Linked DNA regions of Homo sapiens: region 1 is linked to region 2. The links are chromatin contacts, found by Hi-C or POLR2A ChIA-PET in ENCODE. All regions are on one chromosome and are shown on one strand. The core of a region is the stretch at or near the end of the contact, and the rest is flanking DNA. Distances in the headings are between cores, read along the strand shown.

Region 1 (6,804 bases), core at 487-2,986, 290 kb before region 2:
TTCATCAGCCCATTAATTCATTCCACTAATCCTTCTATTATATTACTCTTATTCTAACAAAAAGGATCAAAGCAACTAAATTTTATGTATTGTGTTTCTATGACAAGAATTGTGTACACTTCTGGAAAACATAAGATTGTGACACAACTGTCCAGTAACTTAAAACTCGTTGGGGAAGGAAAACACATATTTCAGAAAGTGAAAACAACATAATACTTTATCAGGTGTTGTACTCCAAGTTTTATCTAATTTCCTCAGCCCACATTTTATGTAATAACCAAAGTTGTCATTCCAAAATGAAAATCTCATGTCAACAATCTGCTCAAAACCCATCAGTGGCTCACTGTTATATACTGGAAAATGTTGTAGTACCTTAGCATTGCATACTCAGTGTTCATGACCCTGTCTCCAACTACCTTTCTGAGCTCATCTCCAGTCACCGCCCCCCTCCTTCTGATGTGAAGAATGGGAGCTTCCTGAGAGCCATGACTATGTCTTACTCATCTGTGACTTCCCAGTATCATAATGGAGGCTTAGCGAACCCTGCATTTTTAATGAATAGAGTCTACTCACATATTAATCTCTTTTCAAAACAACTTTATGGTGAAACTTAACACATACAGAAAATGTAATAAAACAAATGAATAGCCTACTGAGATATCATAAAAAGAATACTCATGTGACTAACACCTCATTCAAAAATTAGAACATTGTTGGCTCTTTGGAAGGCCTCTGTCTGCCCTTTACAAATTACATCTCCTTCTCTTACTGCCAAAAGTAAATATTCACCACCCCTGTTAATCAGTTCTCAGGTCAGGACACATTCCCCCACCTCACCTTACCTCCATAATCTTTCCTTTGACTTCATACAGCCCTCGGGAGGCTCCCCTCTCTCATCTTGGAAACACTTGGGTTCTTTAACTTTCATTTGGCATCTGAAAAAAAAATTTTTAAATAAATGTATATTAATGATATCCTTCTTGTCTTACTTACATTATTTTGCTTTCACTGTATATATCTTCAGATAAAGGGGCGGGTGCAGTGGCTCATGCCTGTAATTCCAGCACTTTGGGAGGCCAGGGCGGGTGGATCACGAGGTCAGGAGTTCAAGACCAGCCTGGCCAAGATGGTGAAACCCTGTCTCTACTAAAACTACAAAAATTAGCTGGGTGCAGTAGCAGGAGCCTGTAATTCCAGCTACTTGGGAGGCTGAGGCAGGGGAATCTCTTGAATCTGGGTGGCAGAGGTTGTAGTGAGCTGAGATTGTGTGACTGCACTCCAGCCTTGGTGACAGAGTGAGACTCTTGTCTCAAAAAAATATATATATATTTAGATAATATTTTTTGATGTCTATACTCTGTGTTGCTATAGTCTATTCTTTACTTTTATAGTTAAGATTTCATTAGAGGTGCTCAGTGAATATTTATTGAATTAGTAATTAATGAATGAGTGAATGACAGTTACATCAAAGCACAGAAGAGGCAGAAATTTACTTAACCAGTGAAAGAGAAACAGTAGAATATAGTTTATGCAAATAGATAGACAGACACACACATACATGCACATGCACACAGAGGTGGAGAGAGAGAGAGAAATAGAGAAGCAGGACATTGTTCTGATGTCATGCACCTGAATATTCAAGAGTTTCACACACACAAAAATAACTATTTCCTTCTCTCCCCTCTCTCCTGTTACTCACTTCCTCAAACCAAAGCAGTGTTAGGAAATCCAGATATGCTTCAGACACAATCTTCATTTGTTTCAACACCACTGTTTATGATTGTAGAAGGCTTTTGGGACCAAGCAGTAAATGTCCTCCTTCAGCATTTTACTTGAAAGGAACCACTGCAAGAACATGGGCCAGACTACAGGATGACCTCCTTACATGGATATTCTAGGAAAGATTCCACATTATCAGGGAAACCGGAAGAGATGACAATGGAAAATCCTTTTCTACTCTATGATGGCATGAGTAAATGAAAGACACTGGCAGTCTAAAAATAATAATTAAGTCTGTAGTTTTACCTAGATATTAAGTTGGCAATGAAAGCTTAGGCCTAGGACATGAGGTTGTAACTCAAACTCTCCTAGGTTCCAGCTAGTACATACAGCTAAAGTGTTGAGTCAATCTATACTTATCCTTTCAACTCTTGGATTGAATAATTCTTAAACATATAAACGTGAATTCTGTTTCCTTGCTTTTCATATACTGTTCAATGATTCCCCACACCACCCATACTTTTCTTGTAGAACATGGCTCATTTTTGGAGATTCAAATAAAATGTATCCTCTCTATGAAGCTGACTTGATCCTTCATAAAAGTTAGGACTTTGTCTGTTCTACTTCCACAATAATTTTTTCTCAAAGTACTAAACACATTGTATTTCCATTAGGTGTATTTATCTGCTTTATAGAATTATAATCTCCTCAACTTAAAGGATTGAGTTTTATTTTATGTCAGACCTATAGTAGGTACTCAATATGTTTCTGAATGAATAAAAAATACAGACAAAGTAGTAAAATATGAGACAGAACAAAAGTTTTAAACACCAAGTACCAAAATAAGTATCTTCTGTTTGCCAGATATTAATTAGGTGCTGAGAAAAAGCAAATGAAACACGGAATAGGCATCTAGGAGCTCACAGTCCAGTGAGGGAAACAGAAGTGTGTGAACACATGCAATATGGCTAGAGGGAGGAAGCCAGACATGGGTAAGGGGCCTTGAGAGCCCATAGGACTGGCCTCTGTCTCAGAGGAATAAAAGACAAGTTCAAGTTGATTCATTAAGGACAGGTAGAAGTCACTCAGGTGGAGAAAGGAAATAGGTGGGGGGTAATCAAGGTGGTGGAAACAGAAGCGTTGAAGTCCTCATGGAAGGCCTATCTTAATAAAACTTGATCATAAAGCTTTGCGTGGAAATTCCCAGTGGTGAGAACAAACAGAAATTTGCTTCTACCAGGTGGAGTTGTGGCCCCGGTGTGTCTGCTGGGTGTACAAGAGAGGAAAAGGGGAATGACGGAAGTGCACAAGAGAATAGCTGGAGAGAGCATAAACCCATGCTCAACTAGAAGGGAGAGTAGTTTATTTCCATCTGACTAGGAAAAAGAGAAGAGAATGCCTCTCAGTCACAAATTGACTCACATTGCACTTAGATCTACAAAGAAAATTAGCTGCTTTCTTTATTTTCTGTGGTATGTCTAATCTTTCTTAAAATTCCTCCACACCTCCTTGGATGGGAAGGGCAGAGACTGTTAGCTTCCTACTTCCTGCATCACAAGTTTTCAGTTTGAATAGTATATTTTGAATGACTCCGTCTCTTTTGGGTAAATTCTCGGAATTTCGGATTTCCTCTCCCCATTTCTCCTCTTGACTACGACCCTTGCTCTTTTTCAAGTCTAATCTCATGTCAACAGAGAAGACAAATGAATGGAAATCATGTAGCATTCTCTGGAATCTCATTAGTCTCCTCTGGGCTCTTCTACAGGGCAGCCAGTCAAATATGTTCCCTGGACTATTGACGATCAAGGTGCAGCTGGTTTCATTTGGCCTTTTAGAGGACATGCAAGTGGCCATGACTGTAATCTAAAGTCAGGGCATTTGCCTGATGGTTTACATATGACAACCACTTTATTCAGACTCTAGGTCTTAGCAAGTCTCCTGCTCCTATCAATACCTCAGTATCTACTCACATGGTTGAGTACCATACACAACTTAGGGAAATAAGTAAAGATGCTTTAGGATCATCTTTCTGAGCACCCTCCCTCAGGATCTACAGACTTGGCATCTGGGTGTTTTCACTTGGTCCCTTCCCGTTGGGGTTCATCTTGAGTCGGGGAAATAAAGACATAAAAAATCTCTCCATAGCATTTAGTCAACTCTCTTTTATTTCCTATAATATATTAGGATAGAAGGGGCAACTGTTCTATTTCTTCTTTCTCAGCATAGACTTCCATTACATCATATCCTCCTTCTTCCTCCTTAGTAGGGAAGGAGTATTATTTTCATATCATGGGACAAAAAATAATTTGAGAAGAAACTCTAAAATATTAATTGGTCAGGCTGCTCTTGATAAAGGTCAGAGATAATAACCTAGTTTAATGACCCCACATATCACTCAATCACAAGAGTACTACCATGGCAAAAAGCAAAATTCAAAAGACAGAAGTGTTCTGATATGGAAGAACAAGGCCTTCAATGGACCTATAATCTTACAAAAACATAGAAAATACATGCAAAACAACTAAAATCCTCTATTTCAGAACTCTAGAAAATAACCAAACTACAGAAAAAACTGAAAATTGTCAATTCAAGAGAAACTACCTGTAATTAACAGGTAATTTAGTTAGAAGTCTATGTCAGCCAGGCGCAGTGGCTCATGCCTGTAATCTCAGCACTTTGGGAGGCTGAGGCAGGTGGATCACCTGAGGTCAGGAGTTTGAGACCAGCCTGGCCAACATGATGAAATCCCTTCTCTACTTAAAATACAAAAATTAGCTGAGCGTGGTGGTGGGCACCTGTAATCCCAGCTACTTGGAAGGCTGAGGCAGGAGAATGGCTTGAACCCGGGAGGCAGAGGTTGCAGTGAGCTGAGATCGTGCCATTGCACTCCAGCCTGGGTGACAAGAGTGAAACTCTGTTCCAAAAAACAAACAAAAAAAGAGTCTGTCATTTTAACTTGGGGTGATCCCTCTCTCATAACCCACCTCTGCAGCCCAGTGGTGTGGTAGTTGTAAAAAGACAGCAGTCTCACAGTAGAGATGACTGACTACTTCTGGAACTCAATTAAAAGTCCCATTAATAGAATAAAATAAATATTTTATCTGAATTAGCAGCTACTGGGAAAATTTCTATTCCCAGGGCACTGGTGTTATTTGATTTGACTCAGAGCTTAGCTCAATAACAACAACAAAAAGGCTCTATTCCCAAGGTGTTGCCTAAAACAATAGTAATTCTCTGGTAACACCACCACTGCTGTGCTAAATCTGTGATTTCAGTAGAGAAAAACAACAGCATGGCCAAAAATTTGAAGGAACATCCTGGAGATCTACACAAACATAGGGAGCTTCAAAGAACTCTGACATATTTCTGAAGAACTAGAAAACAGTGTGTGTGTATGTGTGTGTGTGTGTATGTCTGTGTGTCTGTGTCTTTGTGTCTGTGTGCATGGTTGCACCTGAGAAAGGAGAAGGCTCCAGTCACTCCCTTTCATGCCCAGCTGACATTGAGGTCCTCCACAAGCAGGAGGTAAAATCTAAGGCTGTTTTGCAAATTGCCTGAAGTTTGAAGGAATGCCTTCATATACAGAGCCCTTTGGCAAAGGGTGGAAAACATATAAGCAAAGCATTTAAAGAAACCTTCGGCAGATCATTGGCTGGCTAATAAAGTATACTGTCCCAAGGATAATCCCTAGGGCATATAGGCTTAAAATTAAAACAAATGAAACCAACCCTATAGTCTCATAGACTGTTCTTTTTGATAAACATAGAAATTGACCCTTCTGGTCTTAAAGCTTGAAATTTAAATTTGTTTTATCTGAGTTCCTTTCTCAGGAAAATGCCTTCAGGCCTTTAAAAAAGTATGAAAGAACTGAAACTCACCAGGTCACTGCACCAGATGCAGGACCCCTCATTCATCATGATTGCTTCCTTTCCCCTCCCTAGTTTCTGTTTTTTTACACATTGTTACATTTCTTCCCTGCTATATAAACCCTTTTTTTTAGTCAGTTAGGGAGACAGATTTGAGACTGAGCTCACATCTCAGCTGCAGCACCTGATTAAATCCTTCTTCCTTGGTGATATTTGTTGTTGTGGTGGTTGGCTTTCTGTGTGGTGAGATGCAGGACATAGACCAAACCCCCAGTGTTTTGGTCACACAATAACTTAAAACAAAACCTAGAAGATAACTCAGTAACCACAGATACTGTCGAATTAGTTCAGAATTAGTTTCCTCTTTGCTGCTTGCCTAACAAGCAGTGAAAACAACAATAACAAAAAAAGAAAAAAGAAAAGAAAGAAAATAGCAACAACAACAAACTTTGGGGGTGGTGATGGATGATCTGATAGTATGGTTGTTACACTATATTAACTAAAATATCCAGATTCAGCAAAAATTATAAGACATAAAGAGAATAATGAAAATATGACACATACATAAGAAAAAGGTAGCTAAGAGTTAAATGTCCTTAAGGGGTAACTGATACTGGTCCCCAAGGGGTAACTGATAATTTAAAGACAAAGACTTTAAATTATCGATTATAAATATGTTCAAATAACTAGAAAGTTAAAAGAAATTATGATAATAATGTCTCATCAATTAGAGAATATCAATAAGGAGATAGAAATCACTTTTAAAAGCCCAGTAGACATTTTGGAGTTGAAAAGTGTAATAATTGAAATTTAAAAATTCACTAGAGGAGCTTAAAAGCAGATCTGAGCTTGCAGAAGAACTGGTGAACTTGAAGACAGATTAGTCGAAATTATCCTGTTCTAGCAACAGAAAGAAAAAAGAATGAAGAAAAACTAATAACATCTCAGGGACCTGTGGATACAATTAAGTATATGAACATAGACAAAATGAGAGTTCCAGAAGAGAAAAGAGAAAACAGTAGAAAGGATACTTGAAGAAATAATGGCCAAAACTTCCCATATTTGATGAAAGCATCAATTTACATATCCAAGAATCTCAGTGAACTGTAAGTAAGATAAACTGAAAGAGATCCACACCAAGATACATCATAATCAAACTCTAAAAGGACAAAGACCAAGAGAGAATCTTGAAAGCAGCAAGAGAAGTCACTCATCACAT
Region 2 (6,457 bases), core at 1,840-4,339:
AACAAATCTGCACGTTCTGCACATGTATCCCAGAACTTAAAGTATAATAACAAAAAAGAATCTATTTTGCCATATTTTCTGAATTTTTTGCAATAGGCATTTTAACAATAAAAATAACAATAAATGATATGAAAAAAAAGAAATTTATTTTCAAGTTACCCAGTCTGTGATAGTCTGTAATAGCAACACAAAATGGGCTAAGACAGCAAGCAACTGAGTTATAGTTTATTTAGGTTTATAGCAACAAATCTGTACCTAGCTGACCTTATGCCCTCATTGGCTTTCTGTGCCTCTTCTGTTTGCCTGAAAGATAGAAGCACCTCTGTGTTTTACCTCACTTCTATCTCTCCCTTCAGAGGTGAATGCACTTCGGCAGTTTTCAGAACTCTGAGCTGATACTTCCTAAATCGATATCACTATCCTTAACTCAGACCACTCTATAAGCTGGTACTATGGTTTCATTTTACTGACAGATACTTCTAAGATTTCATTCATTCATCTACCACTCCAATGTGTATAGCACCCCTTATGCATACCTACTAAATATTAAATATTGTGAAGTTTTATCATCTCAAATACAAAGATTTCCAACCAAATTCAGCTGCTGTCCCACATTCCATCCTGCCCTTTATAATTTCTCTCTCTACTAATTGTATCCCCAACTTTCTGCTGCTTTATCTAAAATGTCATGACTCTTCTCTCTCTATTATTATCACGTGCAATCAGTCTCTGTTAATTCTTCCTCCAGTGGCTCAAAAATCAACTCCTTTTTTTCACGCAGCTGCCATGCTGGTCTAAGGCCTCATCAAGTGGCACCTGTTTAATTAACCGCCATCAACTTTTATTGGCCTCACTGATTCCCATCTGTTTCTCACTTCAATTCATTTTGTACCCTGTGCTGAATTACTCTTCCTGCAGCATGGCTCTGAAAATGTCATTCCTCTGTTCAAGAATTTTGAGTGCTTCCTTCTGCTTATGGAAATAAGCCCCCAATTTGCCAGTCCCTCAGTAGAGATTTCTCATGAGCTGGATTCTCCCTATCCCAACTCATATTTCACTATTCCACTTCAGAAACACATTTAACATTGTTTCTGCACTATCCTCTGTACAAGCCTCCGTGCCTTTGCTCATCCAACTTTGATTATACCCCTCACTTCTCTCTATTAGTCCAAACTCTGTTAAACTAACTCTTCAGGGCACAGCTCAAGTCTTTTCCAGGAAGCTGGCCCCAGCTAAAACCACAGTTTAGTTTTCTTAGAACTGGAGTAGACTTCATAGAGCACCCTCAGGGACTCTAAGCCGCAAAAATATTAAATTCTATTCAACAAAAATTTATTGAATATTCATTATGCACTAAGCCCCAGACTAGGAACTGGGAACAAGAAAAACAAATAGATGTGATCTCTCTTTTTAAGGGACTCTTGCTTATTGGAGGGTACAAAATATATAAACATACAATTGCATTAAAAGCTGTCAAGTTCTAAGATGGAGATAAACACATGCTGTGAGAATGAGAAGGATGGGCATTTAGTCTAGCTGAGGATTCAAGGAAAGAGTCCTAGTTGAGACATCTTGTGATAAGAATGTTAAAGATGAGCAAGAGCTACCAAGACAAAAGTGGGAAAGAAATTTGAGACAAAGGGAACAAAATAAATGAATGCAGAGACATAAACAGTGGGAAGGAGGTGAGGAACTAGAAGCCTGGTAGCACTAGACTATAATGTTGTGAAACAAGAACTGGTGAGAGATGAGATGGGAAGTGACTGGAGAGACTAAGCCAGGCATTTGGGGTTTTGTAAACTATATTAAGAACTTTGTACTCTAATCTGTAAATGATGAAGAACCATTAAAAATGTTTACACAAGGAGGTTAAATGATTGGGTTTTGCTTTTAGAAAAAGTATGCTCCTTACGTTGTAGAGACCAGATTTAAGGGAAGCAAGTCAGGAGAAAGGAAACTACAGATTGCGATGTTCCAAGGAGAGGACAAGGACCTAAGTAAGGAAATCGTTATTGGGGATGAGCCTGAAAACAGATTTAAAAAATAGTTATGAGCTAAAACCATTAGACCTTGCTGATTGCCTAGATGTAGAAGGCCCAGGACAATGAGAAGTCTTACATAATTATTTAATCTCTGGTTTGGGCAACAAGATGGTTATGCCAGTAATTAAGCTAGAAATAAAGGAACCATTGGTGAACAGAGAACAACAATGAAGACAGTTCCAGGTATGTTGAGTTTGAGATTCTTCTGGGACATATCAAGCTAAAGATTACATATGAGTTCTAGGGTAAAGATTAAGTTTGACATTAGTTGTCATTCCAGTTATAAATGAAACAATGACAAGGATGAAATTCCTCAAGCAAAGTATGTAAAGAAATGGAGACTTTGGGGTAATGTTAGAAACCTGGGTTATTGTAGTTACTGGACACACAGAAGAGGAAGAGCCCCAAAAGACAAGAAAGAAATCACTCAAAGAAGCAAGAGGAATGCCAGGACAGATTGGAGTCAAGAAACTAAACCAGAGGGTTTTAAGATAGGGCGTAAGATACGGACTGAGAAAGCATCCTTGGGTTTCGCAATACAAAGTTCATTGGTGACCTTTAGAAGTGAGTCTAGGCTCCGAACCGTGATGTGTTGAAGTGTAAATGAATTACAGTCATGAATACAGTTTACTTAGCTGAAAACGAAAGGAGAAGAATTAGGGCACAGCTAGAGGCGATGCAAGGCCAAGAAATAGCTGACTGAGGCTAAAGGAATACAGATTGCAGAGGCACACAGTAAATGAGGGTCTTTATTTCATTACAAATATACAGTTTAATACTCAAAAATATCTTTCAAACACGAGGTCAGAAGGGAAATAAAGTTGCATGAATTGCCTTTGGTAGAGTTCTAACTACTTTGTGTACAGGAACATTATGTTTCTATTTTCACTGGGACCCAGAAGCACGCAGAGCTGCCTCCTCTCTTTCGTCACATGTCTCCTGAGATCCTTGAATAACTCAATTTTGGGATGTAATCATTTTGCTTTCAGGGAAGCTGAATACCATTTTTGTGAGGAATCATTCCACCACCATGTGGCTACTCTTGAGAATAGCATTTTTCTCAACTTCCTCCTAGAGCTAGCTACTGGGTTGAGTTCCCAGAGAAGGAGAATTCCACAGCTCAAAGAACTTTAGAAACCCTCTCTTTATTTTGCAGATAAGGAGAGCAAAGATAACTTGCCTAATTTTTCAAAATTTCCGTATATTTTAACTGGTTATGAATATTTTATACATTATGAGTGATTATATATATATAAAGCAGACAACAAAAAACACATACAAAATCTTTCCATGTTCATTCAAACCCAAGGACAACATCCCTGTCAGACTGTCTTAAGTAAAAAATATTGATGAAATGCAGCAATACACAGAGATCAGTGTTTCTAAACTAATCTTTAACAACAACATCCTGCCTTGAGGCTAACATGATGTTTTGTTTAAATTTAAGCCATTTCCAAAAAAAGTTTTAATTTCCGCAAGTTCAGATTGGTAAAATAGAAAGCATACCTACAGAGGATCAGTCCTTAGGTGATAATTAGAATGTGTTTATTATCTTAAGATATAAAACCCAGTTGTATAATATCTTTTGTCATTTTGCTTTTCTCTATCTTTTTTTGTGATAATAAAAATAACAGATGTCATTAAAGAAAATGTGAAGGTTTCAAGGGAAAAAGACATAAAAGTCACTAAAAGAGTTCATAACCCAATAGTATTTTAAAAAATTTTTTGGCACTTTTAATCCCTTATAACTGCTTTAAGTTAAAGAAATCAAGCTCACTATTTTATTTATCCCATTGAATTAGCTAAGAGTTAAAAAATGATTTCTTATATTTACAGAAGTTATTTCACTCTTCATATTAATCACACTTAATCAAAAAGTGTCACAAACTCTTAAGACTTTAAATAAATGTAAAACTGTTAAAACAGAGCAAAGTTGACAAGGTTTGGGCCACCTTTATGCAAGGTGGCATCTTCAGCCAGACTGTCCATATGTTCATTAATGCTGTCTTTAATTATTTCTAAAAATCTTTAAGGCATTGGCTGCTCCCTGCATCTTTAATCTGCTGGTCCAAAGATGCTTCTGGTGAATGGAAGTGCTCTAAATTAGCAAAACTAGAATAACCTAAGCTTTGAAATGTTTCAAATCAAGGCAATGGACTTCTTCTGAATAGTACAGTTGATCCTTGAACCATACAGGTTTGAACTGTGTGGGTCCACTTACAGAGAGATATTCTTCCACCTCTGCCACCCCTGAGCAAGATCAACTCCTCGGTCTCAGCCTACTTAACATGAAGACAATGAAGATGAAGATCTTTATGATGATCTAGTTCCACTTAATAAACAGTAAATATATTCTGTCTTCCTTATGATTTTCTTAATAACATTTTCTGTTCCCTAGCTTTATTGTAAGAATATAGCACGTAATACATATATTAATAACATATAAAATTCAAAACAGTACAAAATGGCTGTTTATGTTATAGTTAAGGCTTCCAGTCAACAGTAGGCTATTAATAGTTAAGTTTTTGGGGAGTCAAAAGTTAAATGCAGATTTGCAACTGCACAGGGTCAGGGGAGTTGGCACCTCTAACCCTTGTGTGTTGTTCAGGGCTCAACTGTAATGATGTCAATAACGATGACGATAACACCTTCTAAACCTTTTAAAGCATAAATGTTTTATGAACCTCTCATTTAGTCATCTTAACAACCCAACTTTACAAACGAAGGATTGTTAAGTAATGGCCCTACTTCACACAGCTAATATTCAGATAGTTCCTCTCTGCCCTAAAACCTGGAAGTGTGTCAGCTTCAGTAACCACAGTCCCATAGTCCAAAACAGTTTCTAAATACTGAATGCTTAGCCAGCCCCAGGGTTTCTGATTCTTTTCAAACTACATCAATGTGATTACATCACACCTGCAGTGGGTAAGATCTTGTAAAATTATACCTGCCCCACTTTTTTGCTTTTTTTTTTTTTTATTAAGTCAGCCTAAGGAGTTCATTTCTGGGGAAATACCAGGATATTTTACAAAAGAAATGCAAAGAGAAAAAAATGTGCTAATATTCAGTTTCTGATATACAAAACAGAATTATTCAGAAGCCAATATTCTGACAGAGGGTTTTTCCAAACTCTTTTATTACCCCACATCAAGAACCCAACTCACAGACATGGCTCATCGTGTGGAGATGATAGATCCCTGGGTCTCTGATGGCAAACCCCCTGAGAGTCTTGCTGCTCAAAGACATGACTCTGGAAATAAAAGGAAAGGCCACTCCCCCATGAATTTTTAATAAAACACAGAAAATTAGAAGGCAGGAGAGCAAGACTCTTAACCATGTGTATTCCAATTGCCCCCATTCCAGGCCTTGGCCCATGGATGAGGGAATGCATTAGAGTAAAACTGAGGGCAAGAGGGCTGCTTATTCCCTGCTCCCTGTTGAGGCATCTGGGGAATAATTACACCAACCTGATATATGACTACATCAGTTAGGAAGCTCAGTGTGGAGGGAGTCTCTTAAGTTCAGCTTTCCAAAGTAACCTTTGATTCCCATGGGGTATCAGGGATGAGTCAAGATCCAGCCACCAGCTGCTGAATCCACAGTGGCAGTGGCCTTATTGAAGGGGCTGAGGTGGATCTTGGAGCCAGTGAATTAGCAGGAGGACACAGTGGAGCCCCCAGGGCCTGAAGCCAATGGGAGACAGGGCTAAGCTAGGCCAGCAAAAGGGCACTACTAGGTTCTGAGGAAGCCAGGAGGGAAATGGGGCAACAAGAGACCAGCCACTGACTTCACAACAAAATACCAGGAAGGCAAACAGCAAATAGGTGAACACAAACATCACCCAGAGTCCAGAGAACATGGGCCCCAAAGGGCCAAAATCCTCCGCTCAGACCTCCTTATCCAGATGTCTGGATACCATCTTTGAGAGAAACGTAGAATAGTGAGCAGTCAAAAAAAAAAAAAAAAAAAGAATAGTGGAGCAGTCATAGAGAACACAGTTGTTGTTGTCATTGTTGTTGCTTCCTGGAGTCTGAGCATTACTTAAAGGAATGGATTAAATTATCTGATTTAACTAATTTAAATCCAAATGAACACTGTGAATATTTTCCTCCAGTAGCCAACAGATGGCTCCTCCTGAAGAGGATGAAGTGAGCTCTGAAGAAAAGAAAGACATTATTTTTTTCAGAGGTTCCTAGTTAAGGTGGCAAATTTAATATATGCATCTAATTTTACTTCTCCTTATAAACTACAATAAAGGAATCTTTCAAAAGACATAAATCCACAGGAACGGTTGGAATAGGAGAAAAGGCCAAAGCAACACAACTTGGTCTCTGAGCTAGAAGCAGATGGGCAAGTGAAAACTAACTTAGCAGGTCTGAGAAAGCTGAATCTCATCCTGACAGCGGACAAAACTG

The links. Hi-C counts contacts between places; a loop is a spot of excess contacts on that map. ChIA-PET counts read pairs that join two places held with the same protein, here RNA polymerase II (POLR2A). Pooled maps may share reads with other maps.
Region 1: a loop to region 2 is called in a map of endothelial cell of umbilical vein, with 4 times the contacts of the local background. The contact joins two enhancer-like sites. A Hi-C loop is called at or near these places in 13 of 168 maps with a recorded cell type or tissue (A673, B cell, CD14-positive monocyte and 10 more), 11 of 37 single-sample maps with no recorded cell type and 22 of 50 pooled maps. POLR2A ChIA-PET finds 5 or more read pairs at or near these places in 2 of 52 experiments (MCF 10A and OCI-LY7).

Annotation. Positions count from the first base shown.
Region 1 is chr1:173,107,188-173,113,991 of GRCh38, reverse strand. No RefSeq gene overlaps it. Among named protein-coding and RNA genes, the nearest start is that of TNFSF18, 60 kb to the right of the region's middle. Within about 2 kb of position 1,736, at least 5 of the 41 ENCODE cell types and tissues checked have a DNase peak (open chromatin) inside an H3K27ac peak, as active enhancers do; they include endothelial cell of umbilical vein, where a contact is called at or near this core.
Region 2 is chr1:172,822,808-172,829,264 of GRCh38, reverse strand. LOC105371618 (a long non-coding RNA gene) reads left to right here. Exons shown (of 3, transcript XR_007066734.1): 3 at 4,076-4,140. Among named protein-coding and RNA genes, the nearest start is that of FASLG, 170 kb to the right of the region's middle. Within about 2 kb of position 3,089, at least 9 of the 41 ENCODE cell types and tissues checked have a DNase peak (open chromatin) inside an H3K27ac peak, as active enhancers do; they include endothelial cell of umbilical vein, where a contact is called at or near this core.